Linked DNA regions of Homo sapiens: all the other regions are linked to region 1. Evidence: chromatin contacts called from ENCODE Hi-C or POLR2A ChIA-PET data. All regions are on one chromosome and are shown on one strand. The core of a region is the stretch at or near the end of the contact, and the rest is flanking DNA. Distances in the headings are between cores, read along the strand shown. Region 1 holds the start of RUNDC3B (RUN domain containing 3B). Region 2 holds the start of SRI-AS1 (SRI antisense RNA 1). Region 3 holds the start of ELAPOR2 (endosome-lysosome associated apoptosis and autophagy regulator family member 2).

Region 1 (4,247 bases), core at 1,243-3,742:
TTTAAATAAGGTTGAAATACAAATCCTTTTCTTTTCAACTGTCTCTGATAAGGGCACACATGATCATTACATGACCTAAAGCCAGCCAAGACAAAAATGGAGAAGCAAAAGGAACAGTACCCATCACTGAAATTATTCATTCAATAAATATTTTTTGAGTGTTAGATGCTATACTGAGAATTTGAAAGAAAAAAAAAAAAAGACTAAGCAAAAAGCAGATAGAATCACTGCCCTTGTGAAGTTTAACAAAAGCTGATAGAGCTTTTATTAAATATGTTACCCCCCAAGAAGCACTGTATATGTTGAAACTACCCTTATTTTTAAAGCAATTTTTGATGTCTGTATATTATGGTTAAGAAAATCAGCCTTGCTTATGGTTCCATTTACCTACTTTAAAGATATTTACCTATATTTTAAAACACCTAACAGCCTATTTGTCTCAAAAAGTTACATCCTAGACAGCACAAACGGCAAATTAAACGGATACCATATTACTTTACCATTTACAACTCAAAGTGCTGTAATAATTACATTATACAAATACAGTCAATGAAGAAGGTCTTCTTGCTAGATAAACATTTGTAATAATTCAAGTATTTTTTAAAAAGTCACTGTGAGTTATTGCATTTAAGTCCTGGAATAATTATCTGTATTCCACTTAAGATGCTAGACACATTTTTACACAAGAAAAATAACGGAAAAATACAGAGAAATTGCAAAGGAAGAAAAAGTTTCATCATCATCTGATTCTTAAGAGGAATATCACTAGGTGATGATTAGGAGTCTGATGGAGGAAAGTAATTTTAAAACAACTTAATGGCTCAGAGAAGTTCCTAAGAAATTGATGCTTAGGGTTTCAATTTTTCTTAATACTCAGATATAAGACTTAAAGAAAATATATCAGCATGTTAAAAACCAGTTATCTCTGAATACTAGGCTTACTATAAATAGTTCTTTTTTTTTTTTTTTGACGAAGTCTCCCCCTGTGGTCCCGGCTGGAGTGCAATGACGTTATCTCAGCTCATTGCAACCGCCTCCCAGGTTCAATCGATTCTCCTGCCTCACCCTCCCGAGTAGCTGGGATTACAGGAGCCCGCCACCACGCCCGGCTAATTTTTTGTATTTTTAGTAGAGACGAGGTTTCACTATGTTGGCCAGGCTGGTCTCGAACTCCGACCTCGTGATCCGCCCGCCTCAGCCTCCCAAAGTGCTAGGATTACAGGTGTAAGCCACCGCGCCCGGCCCAATAGTAATTATTCTTTTATTGTTTCTATATTTTTCTGAAGGAAATACTACATTTACAGTTATAAAGCATTAAGGAAAGGCAGGCCTTAAAATAAATCATTGACATAAAGACTAGGTATCCTCCACAGTCCCACTCTTAATAACAACTGCAGAACCAGCACTAGCACTGTAGCTGAAAAGTGGATAGTACACACACGCTCACATACACAATGGCTGGCATGTAGTAGGCACTCAACTAACGTGTGAAATGAAATGGCTGAAGATAATGTAAACAAGCCAAAACAACGAAATGCACTCTGATTTGGGGGCAACACAGTAAACAATCACAGTAACTACCACTTTATCCAAAGCTCGCTGACAGCTGAATGGGCATTAAATGAAAGAGCTCTTCTTCCTTGCCCTCCTCTTTCACTCTGACGCTAGATTGCACATTCAAAACAAATCCTCCTCCAGCCCCGCCCCAAGCTCTACCCTCCAGTACCTTCAGCACTGGAACTGACACAAAGTCCAGGGCTGCGACGGTGTCCAGACCCGGGCCCCTGTCCAAGGAGCTGCGCGCTCACAGATTTGGCTGGCGCAACATAGGCGGGGGCACTGGGCGGCAGCCCATCATGCCCGGGACCCCCAAGGACCCGCGCGGAAGCCCAGAGCTCTCAGCCCCGGCGGGAGGCTGGTTCCCCTCGCCCTGCGCTGCCGTACCTGCACACGGTGATCAGGTTCCTCCTCTCCACCGCAGCATTGCGGGCGCTCAGGCTTTTCTTGCCGCCTCCGCCGCCACCGCCGCGGATCCCGCTCAGGCCCCCCAGGCTCCGGGAGGCCATGGCGGGCTTACCCCCGTGCCCCTTTTGTCTCGTGCCACCCCGCACGCCCCCCACACCTGCTTAAGGGGGTTCTCGCTCGGTCCGCAACCGTGGGGGCGCGGGAAGGATGTAGGAAAGGAGCCTGGAGGGAGGAAGGGTGTGGAAGACAGCAGGGACTCGCACCCGGGGACTGACGGCTCGCCCTTGGCACCCGAGCTCCACACACACACACACACACACACACACACACACACACACACGCACGCACGCACCACCTCCGCCCTCGGCGCGCCGCCGACTGCCGGGCTGCGCCTGCGGGTCGGCGTCAGGCGCTCTCCTCCTTCCCGAGGGACCTCAGCAGACGGCGCGCGCGCGAGCCCGTCGGCCCCTCACGCCCAACCACCCACACTCCGCAGCCACTCGTGCCCCAGCCCGGGAGGCAGCGGCAAGGCCCCCGGCCTCGCGTGCGCAGCCCCACCCTCTCTGCGCCTATCAAATCAACGCTACCCCCGCCGGATCCAATCGCGGCACCAGAGGGGCGGGGCCGGCCGCGCGGACCTTTTAAAGCAGCGGGCTCAAGCCCCGCCCCGACGCGTGGGCTGCTGTCAAGGACGCTGGGCTCGCTTTCGCAGCCCGCTAGCTGCCGCCAGTAGCCACACAGGCTAGCCGCGGGGATTGTGGGATGCGGGGCCCCACAGCGCCAGGGGCCTATTGCCCCCCCCTTGCCTGTAGCCAAGCTTTAACGGCTGATACCTATTTGCGTGGCTGCCGTAGCTTCAGTGCCTGCCTAGAAAGCAGCGCGCCGGCTCCCACACCCGACCTTGGGCCTAAGTACTAAGAAGGGAGGAGGGTTCCTTTTGTCCTGACGCCCTCCCAGGGGCTAATAAACAGCAACACAATGGCCCGAGGGGGGAATTGCTCGTAGAATCTCCTTCTTGGCGCGTCTAGTGCCGACATTTCTTGCCCCTCCACACCATGTCGCTCCCACCTCAGCCTCCAGCGCAGCCCGCACCCGGGACTGACGGCCCGCCTAAGGAGGAGCGTGGTGCCAGTGTAGAGTCTTTTCGCGTCCTGGGCCGTGACTCCGGAATCGGGAGTCCGGGTCTGGGAATAGTAAGCCCAGGAACGACGCGGCCTCGGTCCAGCTGGGCTGCTCCCTCAGAGTCCTGGAACGCCCTCCTCGACGCGCGTGTTCGGAAGCGCCCCCTTCCTAGAGCTTCTCACTACCCACCGTTTTACCTGCAGGAGGGTCCCAGCTTGGGTCAGGTCCTCTGACACTCACCTACGCCTGCTGTTCACCTCCCTTTGCACCAATATGCCCAGATTTTAGAGTGCAATCCTAAATGACTTACTCTCCCTATGGGACCTAGCACAGTGCTGTACATAGAACAGGTTCTCAATAAATGTTTCTCGAATTTAATTTGAAGTCACATTTGACATAATTTTTACTGAAATTTCACGGCTTCAGTGGCTCCAAAATCCATGTATCTTTCACCTCTACTTTTGAAGTTTCTGTCAAAGAATGTCAGAGAATATATAGTTTTGTGTGGCTATCTCTATTTTTCTTATATATTATCCCTGTTAATGCAGGGCATACTGTTACTCTTGAATGTTTTAACAACGCACGTTTGTGTAATAAAGTTGTAAATTCCTAATTTCTGAGGTTTTTAAAGTTTAAAAATCTCTATTTAAAATAGTCAAAAAATCATCCTTTTCAGCTACCATGTCTAATTTTATTCTACTATTCTGTTTAGTAGAATAAAAATATATGGGCTGGGCGCGGTGGCTGACGCCTGTAATCCCAGCACTTTGGGAGGCTGAGGCGGGCGGATCACGAGGTCAGGAGTTCGAGACCAGCCTGACCAACATAGTGAAACCCCATCTCTACTAAAAATACAAAAATTAGCCGGGTGTGGTGGCACGCGCCTGTAGTGGCAGCTACTCGGTAGGCTGAGGCAGGAGAATCGTTTGAACCCGGGAGGCGGAGGTTGCAGTGAGCGGAGACTGCGCCAGTGCACTCCAGCCTGGGCGACAGAGTGAGACTCCATCTCTCTCTCTCTCTCTCTCTCTGACATATATATGACATATATATGACATATATATGACACATATATATGACACATATATATGACACATATATATGACACATATATATGACACATATATATGACACATATATATGACACATATATATGACACATA
Region 2 (4,247 bases), core at 756-3,255, 590 kb before region 1:
ATTTATGTGAGTTCAGTTCGAAAGCAAACTTGTGGTTGAATTAAAGGGTCCAGGATGGTTTCAAGCGAAAAAATTCAAGATCTGGTAAATATAAACGCTTGTTTGTACAACTTAAAGACATATATTAGTAATTACATAGCTCGATTCTAATGGGCACTTTCTTTGGGTTGAACTTGATTGCTAATCATTCACCCCCTTAGGAAATATGGTAAAAACCCACCAGCTTCTAAATAAGGAAGTTACTGTTCCCTTCTTAGTATCAGAAAGTTAATCTTGTGAACAGTGTAGTTTCTCTTTGATGCAGATGCTGTTACTAGGTCAGCCCCTCCATGTCCTTATTAGGTGTTCTGGCCTGTTGACCCAGAGAAGCAATTAAGGTCAGCTCCCCAAGACCTTTCACTTGTCTGCATTCTGAGTTGTATGACAGGTGCTATCTTACATTGACAGGTGCTATCTTACATTGAGAGAGGACACTTCCCTAGTTCATGAGGTCACTGTGTGCAGTAAATATACTGTTGGTATAACCCAGACACGTCCAGAGGAGATGTTTGTTCTTATGAATTCAACCTAGTTTTGTTTTGACCAAAAGCTAGAAATAGCAAAATCTTAATGTGAAAACTGTAGAATATTATGGGATAAAAAACCTAAGACCACTTTTAAGGTAGTACTCTAAGAAATACAGCTTAAGAAATTGAATGGAAAATATAGTCTAAAACTGGAAGACCTTCCCCTTAAGTATCTACTTAAACTGTTAATGATCTGTATCTTTGAAACCACAAGGCATGGCAAACCTCAAGACTAGCATTCTTAGATTGCCAGTGCCTCCAGCATGTAAGTGACTCCACCTGCTTAGCTTTCAGCAGCCCTGGCCTGTATTCAGCATACCCATTGTCTTTCAAATTGCTGATCTTGCTCCTCATTTATAACTTATAATACCCAGTGACTTGAAGATTTAGGTATTTTATTTTAAAGTCCCTAAAAATCACATATATCTAGTTCTTTCCCAGTTCAGCCAGTGAATGGGCACTGGGAACCTAATGTGAATCTTCCAGATGTATTTGTGCTCTGAAAAAAATGATTCACTATATCATAAGAAAAAGTGACCAAGGAGGCCTTTTTCTGTTTGAACCAAGCCTTCTATTTATTGATGTCTGCTTTGTACCTTGCTCTCTCCACCCCCATCAAAAAAAAATATTTTAAAATGTTTAGCTGTAGCAGTTTGCTAGCTCAGATTGAGAGAAGAGTAGTTGCCAAGACAGACTCTTTCTTTCATCATTAAATTACTTTTGGAAGTGGGTTAAGGAAAAGAATGCCCACTTTTGGAAGGCATTCCTTTTAATAAAAAAAAGGCATTCCTTTTAAATAAAAAAAAGATACTGATTTTCTTTGTTGTTATTGCTTCATTGAATGCTGAAGGTAAACAACTTGAAAGTACAAATCACTATTATGATTCCTCTAATTTTTTTTCAAAAGGATGGGCAGATAGATGCTGATGAATTGCAGAGATGTCTGACACAGTCTGGCATTGCTGGAGGATACAAACGTAAGTTGACAGTCCCAAAGTTTGTCTAAATATACTCTTGTGTTTCCTATCTTAGCTGTTACTTGTGATTACAGCCTTCAAGAAAACTGAGCTTGTCGGATCTAGCAAAGTTTAGAATTCCGAAAGCTAAAATACAGTACTATTTCAAAATGTTGATTTGAAAACAGTTTTTAAATCACTCCAGGCTGGGCACAGTGGCTCACACCTGTAATCCCAGTACTTCAGAGGCCCAGGCAGGAGGATCGCTTGAAGCCAAGAGTTTTTGGCTGCAGTAATCTATGATTGTACCACTGCACTCCAGCCTGAGCAACAGAGCAAGACCTTGTCTTTAAAATAATAATAATAATAAATTATTCCATCCTACCTGCCAATCTAGTGGATTTCTCAGATTTGGGTTTTGTGTACCTAGAACCAGTGAGACAGTTTGGGTGGCCTCCTTCACAGAGGACAAGGTAGGGTGCTGAAATGGAATCTGCCAGGTCAGGGGTCATTAACTGACATTAGGAACTGATATTTACTGTTATTTGCCAAGAGCCTACTCTGCCCTGACCTGGTGGCACTTAGGGCTTTGAGTTGCTGCCCTGCACCCCTGGTCCCTGAGTGGCCTATCCTGCACTCCTGGTCTCTGAGCTTTGGGCATGCTCCTGCTAACATAAGTGGTTGCCATGACATCCCTCAGGTCTTTCCTCTTCCACTTCATAGAATGTATTCAGGCTAAGTGGGAAGTGGCCTTTCTACTTACTGGACCTGCTGCTCCATAATTCAGCCCTTACCCTACCCCTGCCTTTTGAACACTCTGCCATGAGCTGAGAGTAATGAAATACTGCAAAGATGCTCCATCCCTGGCAGGGCACAGTGGCTCACACCTGTAATCCCAGCACTTTAGGAGACTGAGGTGGGAGGATTGCTTGAGCCCGGGAGTTCAAGACTAGCCTGGGCAACATAGTGAAACCTTGTCTCTGCAAAAAATTTAAAAATTAGCCAGGCATGGTGGCATGCACCTGTGGTCCCAGCTACTCAGGAGGCTGAGGTGGGAGGATTATACAAGCCCAGGAGGCGGAGGTTGCAGTGAGCCAAGATTGTGCCACTGCACTCCAGCCTGGGTGACAGCCTGTCTCAGAAAATCCAAAAAATTGCTGCATCCCAACTGGGGGCTTCTCATCATCCAACACATATGAAGTGGTTCCTCTTGAAATTAGATCTTGAACATGATAGATTTCCAGGGTAGAGAATAATGTCTTAGTTCAAATACATTACCAACTTCTTTGCCAGTTGTTAATTGAGACAAAACATCAAATTGAAGACCCAATTTCATGGTTAGCTGTGGATTAAAATGTTCAAACTAGAATTCACAGCTGTGAATTTATAGTGGCCTTTTTTTAAAAACTATTTGACATGGCATGTATTAGATGGCTGTCTTTGAACTCTTTGCATTTGTTTTCATTATCCTTTGTTTTATGTGACTTTAGTATCCTATTACTCTTTCCTAATTAGAGGAATTAATACAAACGAAGAACCTTTCAAGTTCCTGTTATTTAATCTAGTCCTAAACAAAATAAGCACTTTTTGGATTAGGGGATGTTATTCTTTACTGTGTAGGCAGTACATTTAAATTGTTAATTGTTACGCAATTGAGCTGGTAAACAAGGTAGGCCTGCCTATTAGCAGGGTTTATCAAAGTGCAGTGAGATCACAGCATGGCCTGTTATTCTACATCCTTTCAGTAGATGAGGTGTGGCAGATTTTAGAATCTGACTAACAAAATGGGTTGTATATTGTTAGAGAGCAGTCCTTTTAAAATTTCATTGAGAAAGCCACATTTAGTGATGGCCTTAGATCAATGCATTAAAGAGAAAGCATTTCCTGAATCATGGGGCCTATGTGATTGAATCCATTTGCCTACTCTCTGGTGGCCGTACTGAACCACAGAACCATCCTGCCTATGAGGTGTCAGTGTTTTGTAATGCAGATATTATATGGCCATTAGTCTTTTAAACCCAACTTCCAAACCAAAAAGCACAGGTCCGAATTGGATGAGCAGGTGGGATACTCCAGCTCAGAGCCTATGGGCCCTTCTTAACCAGTTTAAAAGGAAGCAGTCATACCTAGAGGTGGAGTTGGTGAGAGAAGTTGTGTTCCAGTCAGTAAGATTGTAATTCAGCTTCTCTTTTTTCCCTGAATTTAGTTGTTCGTCTGTGATAAGGTTGAGAGAAACAGCTGGAGGTAGGGCTTTCCTTCTAGGTCCATTATATTGTATGTTTCTGTGAGAAGAAAAGATGTTTGAGGCATTCTAGTAGAATGAACAGAAGAGAAGAAAAAGAGTAAAGGTAAATTACAGCAGAGATTCTTTGGAAATTATTAAAATTAACATTATTTAATTTAAATAATTTCAAAATGTTGAATTAATAATTTTAATTATAATTTATAGTTATAATTATATGTAGTTACATTTACGTAACTAATATATAATACTTATAATTTTAATTAATTTTAAATAATTATTTAAAATAGAATTAACACTAATAAAAGCTATATTATTAACAAAATTGAGAAAGAGTTTTCCTTACCAAAACTTATTGGACATCAGCGTTCTAGTTCATTGGAACTGTCTAGAATGGTGTATTTTTTGTTCATTCACTTTTGTTCACTGCCATCTCACTGCCCTTTCAGATCCTTCTCACAAAAGATGACCAGATTCCTGATC
Region 3 (4,247 bases), core at 1,016-3,515, 570 kb after region 1:
GTTGTCCTACTCTGGAAAATCTACAATTGTCATTTGATCCAAGTGCATTGACTGGACGACTCTTATTTTTATAAGGAAAGAAGCTGTTTTCAATTTAATAGTCATGTTGTTAGTTCTTTCTCAGATGACAAAAATCATAACATAATTTGACTCCTAAAAATTCCACATGAATTAAAGAATAAAGCATATAAAAAGGAAATAATAACAAAATATAACAAAATAAGAAAACATAGGCATCTGTATGATTTTGCAGAGATACGTGTACTTCTAGATATAAAAAAGGAAGAAATCACAAAAGAAAATGTTGCTACATTTGAATACCTAAAGATGACAAGCTTCTGCCAGAAAAGCTATCAGAAGTAAATTTAAAAGACTACAAAAAAGTATTTGTAAGATATATGATAAACATACACAAAGCTTATGAAGATTGCTAACGAATCAATAAAAAATGGAACTTCAATAAAATGGCTAAAGTGTGCCAGTGAAAAATTCTCACACCCTGACATGAGAAGGAAAAATGCAAATAGCTAGTAGATATATATAAAAAATCACTCGATGTCACCAATGATAAAAATACATTTTAAAAATAATAGCTTTTGTCTCTTCTACCAAAATGATAAATATCTGAAGTATTATAATCTAGGGTGATGTGAAATAAATACTCATAAACTGCTGGTAACAATTGCTACAAATTTTTTGGAAGGAATTTGTACACTATTCGTCAAAAACTTTAAAAATACACATATCATGTGATCCAATGTTTTCACTTCTAGAAAGTTATCATAAAATATTTAAAGATGCACACAGATTATGTTCCAAGGGCATTCTTTCCAGAATTATTAATAACACTGAATCCTTAAACAATGCCTAATATCTAATAGTAAATTACATGTATCTAAAGAGTAGAAAATATTTTACAATTATTAAAGTTGTGTTGTTGGAGACTTTAATGACTTGAGAAAATATTTATGTTATTAAGAATAAAAATAAAAGCAGGTTACAAATTATTATTCCAGTTTTGCAGTACACACAGAGTTAAAAAAAAAAAAGCAAGGAAATTCCTCAACATGTTAATACCATTAACAATGTTATCTCTGGGTGGTAGGATCTCTAGTTATTTTTATATTCTTCCTGATACTTTTCAATATTTTCCAAAATGTTTACAAATAACATATATTGTTATAATCAGAATATAGGTGTGATACACAAATCTATATGTGTATACATACACACAAACACACATATACAGAGACTTTCATGTGGAAATTTTGTTAAAAGGATATTAGAGATAATGCCACAAACAAATGTGCCACAGGCCAACTTATAATGAGTGGGCCACGTGGATTTGTCCAGATATTCAATAATCAGAAATTTGGATGCTTCTTTTGAAAAACACAATAACTCACCCATTTACAGAATCTGAGATCAAGAAGGGATCTTGAGATCCTTGCCACTGAGGAAGGCCTTATGTCCATCTTGTTCACCATCACCTAGTTCAGTATGTTTTTGAATGAAAGAAAAAACGAAGAGCACCTCAATCATCGCACAGATGGAGAAACTGTTTCCTCCAGAAAACACAGGGCTTAATGCCCAATGTTACACATCTCCACAAAATAACACCAATAGCAGCAATAATTATGGCTACTACTACCAACACATGTCACCTACTGTGTGCCAGGCACTCTTCCAAGTGCTTTATGTACATCAACTTACTTAATCCTCATAATAATCCTACGTGGTGGGTATTATTTTCATTAAATAGGTGAGAAAACTGAGTCACACACCACGTCTACACCTCAGTCCTCTTTCTTCCCCGCCATTTCATGCACACCCTAACTAGAAATTCGATCTGACGCTAGCCAGCATGGATCCTTACAAGGGATGTTCCGAGGGCACATCTGCGTGTTTGTGTGCAATGAGGAAAGTGGCGAGCTTTTTAAAGACCCACCGCCAGAAAACAATGTCCTGATGTCCTGTATTTACTCTGGCTTCATCCCGGGAGCGCCCCTCCCAGTGGGCCACGGGGACCTGAGACAGGCTACTCCACGGGGTCCCCAGCCTCTCTCGCCCTCTAGCGCGAGGCGAGCGCCGCGCAGCCCCTGGGGACCCGCCGGGCTGGGCCGCAGCCCCCGCCCGCGCCACCTGCTCCCCAGCTCCAGCGTCCCCGCCCCGCGTCCCGCCCCCGCGCCGCGCCCGCGCCCCGCGGTCCCTCCCTCCGGCGTGACGGGAGCATCGGCGCTGGCTGCCCGGGCCGCGAGCGCAGCAGAGCTGTCAGCGGGCGGACGGGCAGCGGGTGACGGAGCGGCGAGACGAGCGCACAGCAGTCGCGGCCCGGGAGCCGGAGCTGCCGCCGCACCCCGGGAAGGCTGCCTTGCCGCCGGCCCGCCGACCGCGGCCGGACGAAGATGCTGTTCCGCGCCCGGGGGCCGGTACGGGGCAGGGGCTGGGGGCGGCCGGCGGAGGCTCCCCGCCGCGGGCGCTCGCCGCCCTGGAGCCCCGCCTGGATTTGCTGCTGGGCGCTCGCCGGCTGCCAGGCGGCCTGGGCTGGGGACCTGCCCTCCTCCTCCAGCCGCCCGCTTCCTCCTTGCCAGGAGGTGAGCAGCACCTGGTCCTCTACCTGGAGTTTGCTGGGGGAGGGCGCGGAAGATGAAGGCTGAGAGCGGTTCCTGTTTATTTCTGTTTGCCATCCCCTTTTCCTTTGCTTGGAGAACAGGGGCTTTCGTTTGCTTCGAGGGGTGAAGTTGCCCGCCCTGGTAGCTGGCCCGGAGAGGGTGTGTGGCTTCGCTGTCTCTCGGGGGATGCTTTTCTGTCCGCGCTTGTGTCTTTTGGGGGCTCTGCAGGACTTTGCGGCGTCCTTTTTGGACAGCCAGGTTTGAGGACCTGGGGTCGAGGGAAAGATTTCAGGAAGGGGAGGAGACTGGGGAAGCCCCACCAGTGGGATTTGAAGAACCATCTCATCACAGCTTTTCCAGAGAGCCAGACACAGACACCAGAGGATTTCCCGCTCCTCCTCCCCCTGTCTCCACTCCCCTGTCTCTGCAAACGCCTTCGTCCTACTCCCCTGCCCTCAGCTTCCTGATTAAGGCCCTGTGGGTTTGCTAAGCCAATGTATGGTGTCACTTAGCATCCTTCTGACAAAATGTGGATTTGAATTTGGGGGGGAAAAAAAAGGAGTATGTACTTGGTAGAGAAGATGCAGGTTGATGATGGAGAAAATTAGAAAAGACAGTGAATATGCTTCTTTTGGGAGGTGCTTTATCACCTGGCTGAAGTATTGCCGCGGTGTATTTTATAGCTTGTAATCATTGTTGTTTTACAGCCAAAAAGGATAAACTATGGGAGATGAGATTTTTATCTGGCTTTTAGAAGAACGAGACAGTGTGCCAAAAATTTACAGGGGGTGTCATTGGTTCTTGTATTGGGTGTTTATCTTTCCATTTAGTGTTCAGAAAGTGCATCCTCTTAATGAAAATCAATGAGGGGAAGGAAGCAACATTTCTGACCTACTTTGATTGTGTTGGGAGGATATATGGAATAGATACTGTTTTTAGGAAGATTGTTAGGAATCAGGGCGATGGGTCGTTTTAATTAATGTAGCAAAAATAGGTTAGCCAATAGCCCCTCTGGGAAGAAAGGCCAGACCCTCTTGTTTGTGTATGTTGCTCTAACTTCTGAATTTTACCGAGACTTGAATTACAGAGTATCTGTGTTCTACACATCATCCATCATCTATGGATTTTCGTCTTTCTCTCCTACAGTACAGGTCCCAGGACAGACTGAAATGAAAGAGAATCGGATCAAAGGCTTGTGTGCGAACACACAGCAATGTTGTAATTGGGGAAATCAGGGCAAGAGCTCAACAAACAGCTGTGTTTAATTTTAGGGCTTTTTAGTATAATGAGCTTAATCTATATTCTACAACTTTACATATCACCTGGGAATAATCCATTATTCCAGGTTTCCACAGAAAGCTGCTTCTTGGACATCTCAGATTGAACAGTTGTGACAAGATAAACTTTATCCTCCAGCCCCCAACTTCTAATATGCAGAATATATTTTTCTAAACTGAAAAGTCTTAAGCTTCTGATAACATCGATTCTTAGTAATGAAAATCTGCTTGAAGTAGGCGAAGGTCAGGGTCAATAGAAGTGATGCCTTTGGTCTCTACAACTAGACTAATCTTTTAGATGAACACATGTCCTACACATGTATACCTAGAAAGAAGAGTCTGCAACCTAAAACAAAGA

What was found. Hi-C counts contacts between places; a loop is a spot of excess contacts on that map. ChIA-PET counts read pairs that join two places held with the same protein, here RNA polymerase II (POLR2A). Pooled maps may share reads with other maps.
Region 2: a map of endothelial cell of umbilical vein shows a loop between it and region 1 (5-fold over the local background). The contact joins the promoter of SRI-AS1 here to the promoter of RUNDC3B in region 1. A Hi-C loop is called at or near these places in 5 of 168 maps with a recorded cell type or tissue (CD4-positive, alpha-beta memory T cell, CD8-positive, alpha-beta T cell, endothelial cell of umbilical vein and 1 more), 9 of 37 single-sample maps with no recorded cell type and 15 of 50 pooled maps. POLR2A ChIA-PET finds 5 or more read pairs at or near these places in 1 of 52 experiments (CD4-positive, alpha-beta T cell).
Region 3: a loop to region 1 is called in a pooled map, with 8 times the contacts of the local background. The contact joins the promoter of ELAPOR2 here to the promoter of RUNDC3B in region 1. A Hi-C loop is called at or near these places in 7 of 50 pooled maps.

The regions. Positions count from the first base shown.
Region 1 is chr7:87,626,643-87,630,889 of GRCh38, reverse strand. It overlaps RUNDC3B (RUN domain containing 3B), which reads right to left and starts at 2,492. Exons shown (of 11, transcript NM_001134405.2): 1 at 1,945-2,492. The coding sequence starts at 2,066. It also overlaps a transcript of ABCB1 not described here. RefSeq lists silencers at 2,248-2,297, 2,348-2,577 and an enhancer at 2,443-2,737.
Region 2 is chr7:88,214,418-88,218,664 of GRCh38, reverse strand. SRI-AS1 (SRI antisense RNA 1) reads right to left here and starts at 2,005. Exons shown (of 3, transcript NR_120517.1): 1 at 1,908-2,005. It overlaps SRI (sorcin), which reads left to right. Exons shown (of 8, transcript NM_003130.4): 3 at 1,474-1,543. It overlaps LOC124901691 (a long non-coding RNA gene), which reads left to right and starts at 2,081. Exons shown (of 2, transcript XR_007060419.1): 1 at 2,081-2,222; 2 at 3,729-4,089.
Region 3 is chr7:87,057,672-87,061,918 of GRCh38, reverse strand. ELAPOR2 (endosome-lysosome associated apoptosis and autophagy regulator family member 2) reads left to right here and starts at 2,265. Exons shown (of 22, transcript NM_001142749.3): 1 at 2,265-2,594. The coding sequence starts at 2,406. RefSeq lists silencers at 1,988-2,377, 2,468-2,537 and an enhancer at 2,803-3,303.